2 separate regions of the Homo sapiens genome follow, and region 2 is linked to region 1. Evidence: chromatin contacts called from ENCODE Hi-C or POLR2A ChIA-PET data. All regions are on one chromosome and are shown on one strand. The core of a region is the stretch at or near the end of the contact, and the rest is flanking DNA. Distances in the headings are between cores, read along the strand shown. Region 1 overlaps NCK2 (NCK adaptor protein 2). Region 2 overlaps UXS1 (UDP-glucuronate decarboxylase 1).

Region 1 (5,018 bases), core at 1-2,500:
GTAGCTGGGTGTGGTGGGGTGTGCCTGTAGTCCCAGCTACTCGGGAGGCTGAGGTAAGAGAATCACTTGAACCTAGGAGGCAGAGGTTGCAGTGAGCCGAGATTGCACCACTGCACTCCAGCCTGGTGACAGAGTGCAAAAAAAAAAAAAAAATGCATTATGGCTTTCTTCTATTATTTTAGTAAGCTTTGATACATTTTTGGCACCACATCATCAATTTTTGATAATGTCCATTCCCATATGTCCCAAAGATATAGGATTGGAGTTGAGTGGGGTGGTGGATGAGGGAACAGAGAGGCATTTGGTGGCCAAGTTAGGCCTACAGCCCTGTCATCCTGACCCATGGCCTTGTTGCTTCCTTTTCTGGCTGTAATTTGCTTCTCATTATATATGGATGATGTAGGGTAAACACACCTGCCAGCAATAACTTAAGCAGACCCTTAGAATGACCTTGTGTGGCAGACGTACCTGAATGTGTGTTCCCAGCTAGGGAATCCAGAAGTTGCCAGCCTGGAGATTCAGTCCTTGTCTTTAAGGAGCATCTGAGTCCCTGCAGCTTGTCTCGTGGAACAGGTGTGATTGAGGCCCTGAGTTTTGGGTTGCATGAAGGATGCCAGGTGGAGGTCCTTTGTCAGGGAGTGTGTTCAGTGAAAATGCTACATGAATTGCATGATGCTTGCAGGCGGGTGCGGGTCTCCTGTCCAGCCCGCTGCCACTGGACTCTCTCCCTTCTCTGTAAGCCCCTAATAAAACCCTGGCTGGCTCTGGATCTCTTCAGCCTCTTGAACCTGGTGCCTCCCCTAGTACAGTTAATAGGGGTTTCGCCCATCGATTGACCTACTGCTTGCTATTTCCTTCTTTTCTCAGTTCTGGAGTATTTGAAGGCAGAAATCATTATTCCAGAACCTAGAACTGACAGACCTTAAACTCTAATCAGTCACTTTTCTCCTGCAAACACCTGCCTTGGCCACTCTTTGGCTTTCTAGAGAATTAGAAATTAGTTCTGTTTTTTCCCTCGTGTTTTCATTAATCAGCTTCTAATTAACCTACTAACCAGCATTAATATATGGAATTGATATAATTTCAGCCTAGTGCAGAAAAACTTGATACTTTTACTTTTCAGGACAGCTTTATCTTGAGTGAAAAATCTAATTGCAGTGAGGCTTTTTGAAGCTGCTTCAGCTGTTTCTAAACCCTGCCTGGGAACCACTGTGCACTGGATGATTAAGAGACAGCTGAGGTCATCTCCTTGGACACCTTTGAGTTTCGGATTGATAAACACATCTAAGCTGCTCAGTATCAGTCCACATGGGTTGAACTTTGGCCAAACCACTCAAAGAAACTTGTGTAGCTTTGTTCAGTATCTGAAACCAGCCTTTTCCCACTTGAATAAGGTTCTCTTCCAAGTGGTTCACTAGGAATGAAATATAGCTAGCTCTGCCAGAATTCCCTCAGACAGCGCTGACCCCGTGCTGTGTTGGGCTGGCACTGCCGCCTCCGTACTCTGAACGGGAGATCCACTTGCAGGCCTCTGCTGGGCCTCCTTGGTCAGGGAGGGAGGAGGGAAGGGTAAGACAAGGCATTTGAGAGCTCTGAGGCCTATGCTAATCCATGCTTTTTTGTTTTTCTTTTTAAATAAAAGGAAAAGGACAATTGCCTTAGCTCTGGCTACAGACTAGGGATCTGGAGTGGTTCTCTCCATGTGTAACACAGATTAGATTTGGTTATGATACACACCCGAGTCCAACATCTGCTCATTACTGAAGCCAGGTGACACTATTCAACAAGGCTTTTTTTTTTTTTTCCCTCCTGTGCTAACATCTAAGAGAAGCAGTAACGTTGAAAACAAACTTGGTGTGTGTACATTCATGGGCTTGCTTCTTGATGTAGCCTGACATGGTTCCTAGCTGATTTGAGAGGTTGGAGCCGGCCACCCAGGGTGGCAGATACCCCAGACAGATGGCATCAGCAGATGCGATTTGCAGAATGCGACTGTCAAGGTTCTAGCCCTTTCGTGGTGATCTTTGTCAGGAGAAGGAGCACTCTGGCTTTAAAATCAGACAAGTGTGCATTCAAATTCTGGTTGTGAGACATCTGGTCATTTGGTTCCTGGGCTGAATGATAAGATGTATCTCCCAGGGTTGCTGTGACGATTCTTGCAGCTGATGCTAAGGTGAAGCCACGGCGAGTGTCTCACTGGAATCAGAACATGTTCTTCTCCCAGCCTGTCACCGTTTCTATCATTTGGACAGTGGGAGAGGAGGGATTCCCTGAGCCTCCTGAAGGCTGACTTTAGTCTCTTGGTGACTTCAGTTTTCTGGACAAATAGGCCACCTCAAAAACAGGTTGAGTGACAGCACCCAGTGGTATTATGTCCACAAAGCTCACAGCCTTGGGCTGTCATCAGAACAAGGCTCATAACTCCCTTCTTAACCCTGAACTGCTCCTCTGGAGTTGCCTTAGTCAGGGACCTCATCACTGGACTTCCCTCTCAGATGCTGATAGTTGGAGGAAACCAGCCCAGGTGCAGCAGAAGACACTGCGCCAGCACCACACAGGCATTGGGGATGCAGAATCGGCCACGACTGCTTGCAGGGGGGCATCTCACTGCCTGGCCCTGCGCCTGGGACAAGTAGTGTGGCCTGGCAGTGCTCAGCACACTCGCCCAACACTGCAGCTAAGTGCTGCTGAAAACACTGGAAAACCCTGGGTTGTGGCTTTAGTGGAAAAAAAGCAAATTTTAAGGTTACAGAGAATTCAGATAATCCCTTGGATTTTGCAGTGGTAAAATTTTGTAGTATTAAGGATCCACATTAAAATGAAGAGATACGTACGGTATCAGTGTTAATTGCCTTCCAGCCCTCCCTCCTTTATTTCTAAAGGGAGATGCACGTAGTGCTAGTGAAGTACTTTTAGAGAAAAGCACACACTCCTTCTGTATATTCCTGTCCTGAAGCTGGCTGTAGAAAATCCTTGAATCCTTTGGTGAGGGCCTTCTACAGTCCAAGTGACCGTATAGGTGTTTATCTTTCAGGCTGATACTGTTTTTTGCACAAAAGTGTATACTTTCCTGATGGATTTCGATCACTGATTATAATTAAGACCTGCTTTGAAATGCTCTTCCTTAACACAGGTTTTGAATAAGCTAAGAGCCCCATGTTAAACTTGGGCAGTCTTCATTTAAACCCAGAGAGAGAGATGTTGACCACCATGTTTTATTCTACTTAGGGTGTACACTTAACACATTGACAGTTTGTCAGTGGAATGCTTTTCTCAAGGAAAACATCGCATGCAACCTTCACGTTTTACACTTGAATCCCAGATGGCCACTGGCACCTTTCAATGGATTTTCAGTAGCCTCACTTTTGTTGGAGCTGCTGCATTAGTTCAAGTCCTGCTCCGTTCTGTCTGGCTTTTCCTTTACTGATTGTGCTTGGAGAGGCCGTGTTCTGACTTGCCCACTGTGCCTAGTATCAAAGGACTCAAGTTCTAAATCCAGCTCATTGTTCTTTTGCGGGGTCTGGTAGAGAAGCTGCTCAGGCTTTTGGTTTGCTGTTGGCATAAGGAGTCTCTCCTCTGTTCGCATGCAGAAGAGATTAGAGATGTGCAAAGCCCACTCATCCGGAGTCCAAGGCCTAAGTGATTCCTCACTCTCCAGTCGGTTGGGAAAAACCTTTAGTGTCACTGAGAAAGTGAACTCCTCTGTACATTTGGGCATTAGAATCCATCCTGGCAGTGTATCAGAAGGATTAAATCATATTACTCATGAGACACAGGGCACACAGGGGGGAGGCCTGTATTTGGACAGCCCAAACAACTGCATAAAACAATTCCTTGCATTTGCCTGTGGAAGGCAGACTCTGGGCAAATTCACTTCCCAGTTAAAATCTTAACAACACAACTTAACGTTTATAATAGCCCCTGAAAATGACACATACAGAGGTGGTGTTTGGGGCATGGTACCCAGCACATTGCCCTTTGCTGATGTTCAGTGGTGTCAGCATGAGAAACAAGAACTCTTGGTCAAGAACTGAGTTCAGATTCCAATACTTCCATCTCGAGAGGACCTGTCATTTTATTATAAACACTTAACAGAGAGAAGGGCAATCTGCCTAGTATACGTTTGAACTTCTTGCCCAAAGATGTATTCCCACTGTGTTTGGCCATCACCTTTTCCTTGCCTTAAATTATATCTGTATTAAAATGATGCGGCCTTTAAAACAGTGCTAGAGAATACATAAAAAGGAATTAATTTTTAAATCAAAATTTATGAACTTGCCTTATAACATTTTTATGATAGCCCTATTTGAATTATCTTCTTATCTTTGACTAAAATAGAATTCGATTTTTCTATGGGGTATTTAACATTTTGGATCATAATCATGCTAGGGATGAATTAATAGATCTTCTGTGAGTGAACTGTCAAGACAGATCCCCATTGGGTTTGAAATGTAATTAAAAATGTCAGTGAACTCACTTGAAGTCCACAGAGTGCTCCAGGGTCCCCTCGAAAACGTTAGTCAAGGACTGAAAATACTTACCAAGTGCAGTGAACATAACGCAGCTGCCAGCTCTCCACAACCAGGAGGGCGCTGGTCACCTTTGTCAGGTGCCTCTCATCTTAACTTCCTTCTAGTTTTGGAGTGTTCGTCTCAGAAGTCTTGAAACTAGGGGTGCTTTTTAGCCCAAGGCTATGGGTCCGGTTGGTGGCTTCTCAACAAATGGCTGGTGCAACAGACCTCCAAGAGAGGAACGAGTCTCTAAACAATATCCATGCCCTTTGTAACCCTTCTCCGTCATTAGACTCTCAGACTGGCCACCTTTCCAATGGGCAGACTCCCTTTTATTTCTGGGAGGCTTTTAAAGGTGGGGCTCATTGGGAGGAGGAAGTCTGGAAGAGACTGGGAGCTCAGGTCCCTTGATTATGGGCTGGCTGTTCCCCCACACCCCATCACCTCCTTCCACCTGCTGTTCACCGGGTGTGTGGTTGGCCCTCCCCAACCCGAGTGTCGGAGCTT
Region 2 (5,324 bases), core at 2,010-4,509, 350 kb after region 1:
TGCCTGTGGGGTCCTCCTCAGTATGCATGTCATCCTGTTTTCCTCCTTGCAGTAATGGGTGACAGAGCACAGTGACTGATAGAGTGCAGTGACCATGTGGGTGCCGTTGGCTGGGCCACATGCTGAGCCAGCTGCCTGGGTGCTCCCAAGCACCTGCTGGACTGACTCAGGGCTGGGCAGGAGCACAAGGCCTTTTTTTTTTTTCCTTTTTTGAGACAAGGTCTTACACTCTGTCACCCCAGATGGAGTGTAGCGGCATAATCACAGCTCACTGCAGCCTTGTATTTCTTGTAGAGATGAGGTTTCATTATGTTGCCCAGGCTGGGCTCGAACTCCTGGGCTCAAGCCATCAGCCTGCCGAGGCTTCCCAAAGTGCTGGTATTACACCGTGCCTGGCCCACAAGGCTTCTTAAAGACCTGTAGCAGGTGAAAATCCTACCCAGTGTACTGGCTCATCCACTTATTCAGGAACTTTCCATTAAGCTCCGTTCTACACTAGGCACTGGGGGTTAAGCAGCAAAATGCAGCAGAGGCATGAGGCCTGCATTCCTAAGCGAGAGAGAAACCAGCAAGCAGAGGCAGAATGAGGTAACAAATCTTTCCTTACAACCCCAAATTAGTCCTTTACTAATCATTAATATTTTATGCCATTCCAGATTAAACTTACTGTTTAGCCAGTAAGCAGTATTCTTACTTAGAATTTAAATTATCATTTGCCATCTATTCAAAGAACATTTAAAGATACAGAGTTAAAATTAAACAAATGGCATATAATCAAAGTATTAAGCAATGGGAGTGTGGTAAAAGAGAAAAAGCCCACATACAATCCATTTACTCAGGATTCTAGAATGACACTGTCTTCTTTCTTTCCCTGTACAAATATAACCTGTAACTTCCAAAAATATCTTTAGTTCTTGGGGGCCACTTTGCTCAAAGTGACAAGCACGTCAAGTAAACCTATTTCCAGTTACATTCTTATCTTGTCAGTGTCAAGATGGTTGTTTGATCATCTTTATCACACACTGAGTCAGGAAAAGTAAGCTAGACGGAGTTCCATCAATTTCCACCGTCACGCTTTTTTAGCCAGGCCTACGCTTGACCTTCTGACACAGTAATGCAGGCACGCGGATCACCTGACTTGCTGACCAACCTGAAGGACGGAACCATTCCAGAATGAGTCACCTGCAAGCAGCCCGAGAGGCAAATGTTTGCCCTTTGCCACTATTTTCAAGGCGGTTTCACAGGTTGACAAGAATAAATTATTAGTAAATTCTTAGGATTGAATTCTTATTTGTGCTTCTCCATCCAGTTTAAAAGCACACACTCAAAGATATCACAAAAGTATCAAAGAGATTGCATAATTCTCACATGTTGAGAGCTCTTGTTTGTAAGCTATTGCCTTAGGGAAGTTATCGAATTGAGACATTTTTCTTTTCATAAATAAATTCTATTGTCTAAAGAAAATAATCACTGGTGGACAAGTTTTTAGACCAATATAGAAAATGTGTGGTGGGTTATTTCTTATTGTTCCAATTTTTCTAAAAAGAAAAAAAAAGCTTCAATTAAGATCTCTCAATTCTGCTGTCTTATCAAAGGCAGATTTTCTGGCTCCCATCCAAGGAAATATTACAAGCTGCATAACTAAAGCACAGAATCATGGCAAAAAAAATTTAAAGCACAAGTAACAACCTTATATTACTAAGGAATCTGTTAAAAATTACTGACAACTTTTGTTCTGATAAGTGCTGAAATTAACAGTTTGCTTGACTGCTCAGTTGAGGATAAGAATCAAGTGAATGACACATTTTGTTTAATGACTCTTCTCCAGTCGTATTTCCCTTCGATCATTTAATGAAAATCAAAGGAAAACTGCTCTTCATTTTTTCATTTTTGTTCTGGACTTGATAAAAGGCTCATTCAATGCTGACACACATCGTCCAAACTCATCCCAATAAGGGGAAAAAATCACATCAACTTTAATAAATGCTGTCATTTTTCTTTCTAAAATTTCTGAAGATTCAACTGCTACTCTAGATAGTTTTCCACATACAGTACGTGCAAGAGGAAAGTCCTGGAGGCTGAGGCTCAGCGGCCTCGGGAGTGCCTGAGAGAGAACCTGAGGGCAATAGTGTCCCAAAGGGTGAGGAGGGGTTCTCTCCGAAATCTGACTCAAATAAACATTTCTATCATATTACATAATTCTTCTGCCCTCTCACTTCACCTGGACTAAATTCTGGAAACCTCCTCATGAACTCTGGTGACAAAAGCAGCTAAATGACTACACATGACACACCATAGGCTCCACATCCTTATTTTGTGGTGTTTGCATATGGTACATTTCAGGCCCACTGGATTGTCCTCCTATTTTGGAATTCTATCCCACTGATCAATATATGCAGAAGTTCAAGGAAAATGTGAGGCCTGGCCTCAACTTCTATGTAATAAATTTGCAGAAATTCAGACGTTCAGAGTTTGAAGAAGGAAGATCTTAACACATCTAGATTGATTCTTCTCCCCATGTTCTATCTGGGTATTACACTCAAAGTGGGGGAAATGCGTATACAGACATTTATTTAGGTTGGCAGAGTTTGGAGCAAACAAACAGAATTAATTACTCAATTGAGACAAACTTATTTTAACTATTGACTTTAAGACAAAAAGTACACATACCTTTTTTCTAAATCTCTGATTTTCTCTCTTAGTGGTTCAACCATCTAGAACAATAATAACAAAAATCAGTTTTAAAGCAAAAACACAGTTCTCAACCCCTTTCACCCCATTCTGATGTTTCAGATAAGGCAAAACAGGTTTTAATTTCTTCTACAAATTAACTTCCAGTTTGAAATTAAGATACACCACTTGCATCACAATGCTAGAATTGAACAGATAAACTGTCCATTTGAACTCTTACTCCATAAATGCCTCGGTTTCTGAGACAATTAATGTTTTTGCTCACCCATCCTACTAGGAAGAATGTAAAAGGTGTTTCAGGCTCATAAAAACAGATCAACACTATCCATCTCTTTTTAGGAACAATCCCCTAAGCATGGCCCACAAAAGCTTAACATCTTGTTTCTGCAATTACTGTGTATACTCATGTTATCAGCTGCAGCACATAAATTGCAGGCTGTGAGTCAACCTACATCCACGTCTGTAGACACTGTGGACTCAGGCAGAAAGACAGCAACTCAAGGGCTTCCCAGGACTCCCTAAGTTGGCTTCAAATCCAAAGTAAGTAACCTCCCATCCCCTCCCCCACAGCCCATGTTACAACGGTCTGGCTGTATCTACATGTATTTAAATAGGAGGTGCATAACTGAGCATAGGTGCTAGCCTTCAGCTGGGTGGGTGTGCAACGTCTCCATCTGTGCACGTGGCCTAGCATCCGATTGGTGGCCATTGTTCTTTTCAGCACCTGTGCCAGTGAGAGGATGTTTGTACTCATCTCTATCTCCCAAAGGCAATCACTTCCCTTTCTCTAAAAAACGCTTACCTGAAAAGTCATGTAAAAGTCTAAATCCATTTTGCCTTTGAGGTAGAATTTGTTTTAATACATCAAAAATGGACCAACAGTAACAGACTGCATGTCCTCTTAAATAAGGGAGTAATTTTTTGAGACACGGTTGCAAAATCACAGAACAGCATCAAGCTGCCACAATAAGAATGACAGCACGAGCAAAGGAAGTAAAATTGACAAGTATACAGATGAAATAGATACAAAAATAGAAAAAAGACTAACCTCTTCAATCTTGCTTTCAATTTTTAGTTCACCATTTTCCTGGATAGACCTGTTGAGTAGAAAGCTATAAAACTGAGATCAACTGAAAGGCTTTGTGACTTTAAGACTGTTTCTGAATAAATTACCCTAACATAACCCAACGGATGCAGACCACCTCTGTCTCCTGCTCAAGTATCAGTCATGTGTACAATTCCCTCCAGAAGGGATGCACCAGAGGAAAAGAAGACAACCAAAGGGAAGGACTCCCCTTAAATCCATCTGTGAACATGCTCAGTATTACCTAATGGATTATTTCCACTAAACTAAAATAATCTCACTGCTATGCTACATCCAACACAGGATTTTAAATTTGAAGCAGGAAGTGCGTCTGTAGGAGTATGTGTTTGTGCCTGCTGGGCTTTCCTGGGGATTTAATGTAAAAATGGAGTCTTTTAAGTAAAACCACAGAGCTCCTTTAAAAGGGATCTGAGCACCCCACCTAGTCATACACAGCAGCCTTTGTCAGGAGACACACACATGCCCTGGTGGTAGGAATCAAATCGACACCATCCCACCCACCTTGCAAAACCCAACTCCACATGAAAAGCCTCCTGAGGGCATAGTAACCTTTTACCCTGGTAGACATGTGCAGCCGCATTACATTACAATACCAACCTAATCATCACAATAGTGATTCTCACAACATAACCAAGTGGAGCAAATTTTCCTTTACATGGAAAACTATTAACAGTACCAAATGGTTTTTACAATAAGTGCTTATTTCTTTTTGCTGATTTTTTTAAAGGCTATTTTTTTTTATTTGGTAAAGAGATAACACGAGTTTTATTTTTACAAGAGTGCCTCCTGCCCTATGAAGAAGCACACACGATGCATACAGGCCTAACGCTGGACTAAATAGGTGGTCTCTGCATCGATACCCACTAGCTGGCCCCCTGAGGTCATGGGCCTGCCATGGCTTCCCGAAGACAGCTCCCTTCTCAGAAGGCTTTGCAAAAGCCCCTCAGTGTTCTTGCTCAATCCACCCAGAAATACAATTTACATAAGCTAGGGTCAACCCTTTATTATCTACACAAGGAGGGAAGCGGGGGTGGCCGACCATTGTTTTACTTGTGGGCCTTACTTGGTAATTGTTAAAATCAGCTGCATTCCTTGAGAATACCCATAGGAGAAAAGAAACAGCTCAGATATGTGAATAGCAAGAACCCACTTTTGTTTTAAAAATATTTTTCAATTAACCCATGACATCCATGGTATATATGTACCAACTGAAATGTGTCTATAAAATCCAACCACAGTACCCAAGTAATTAAAAACAATTACCTCATATTAACGAAGTTGCCCCAAACAGCTGTAAGAGAAAGAAAAAAGGAAGTCAATGTTTAAGTCCACAACTTTCAGGGATTCCAATGGATGGAATCTTAAATTTTAACCAATATTTTAAATTTTACAAAGAAAATTAACTTACGAAGACAACAAAATGCATACTTTGTTTTCAAAACAATTAAATCTTACTACAAAATAAGTAAAAACAGGATCGTAGAGTTTATTCAGGCCAAGTTTGAGAACTGCAACCCAGGAACATCAA

The links. Hi-C counts contacts between places; a loop is a spot of excess contacts on that map. ChIA-PET counts read pairs that join two places held with the same protein, here RNA polymerase II (POLR2A). Pooled maps may share reads with other maps.
Region 2: POLR2A ChIA-PET joins it to region 1 with 14 read pairs in activated naive CD4-positive, alpha-beta T cell. The contact joins two enhancer-like sites. A Hi-C loop is called at or near these places in 1 of 50 pooled maps. POLR2A ChIA-PET finds 5 or more read pairs at or near these places in 3 of 52 experiments (CD8-positive, alpha-beta T cell, activated CD8-positive, alpha-beta T cell and activated naive CD4-positive, alpha-beta T cell).

What each region holds. Positions count from the first base shown.
Region 1 is chr2:105,811,026-105,816,043 of GRCh38, forward strand. The region is part of intron 1 of NCK2 (NCK adaptor protein 2); the gene reads left to right. Among named protein-coding and RNA genes, the nearest start is that of NCK2, 69 kb to the left of the region's middle. RefSeq lists enhancers at 976-1,476, 1,477-1,977. Within about 2 kb of position 1,251, at least 17 of the 41 ENCODE cell types and tissues checked have a DNase peak (open chromatin) inside an H3K27ac peak, as active enhancers do.
Region 2 is chr2:106,160,997-106,166,320 of GRCh38, forward strand. UXS1 (UDP-glucuronate decarboxylase 1) reads right to left here. Exons shown (of 15, transcript NM_001253875.2): 2 at 5,060-5,087; 3 at 3,740-3,803; 4 at 2,671-2,714. Among named protein-coding and RNA genes, the nearest start is that of UXS1, 31 kb to the right of the region's middle. RefSeq lists enhancers at 182-241, 252-341, 4,075-4,594. Within about 2 kb of position 3,260, at least 4 of the 41 ENCODE cell types and tissues checked have a DNase peak (open chromatin) inside an H3K27ac peak, as active enhancers do.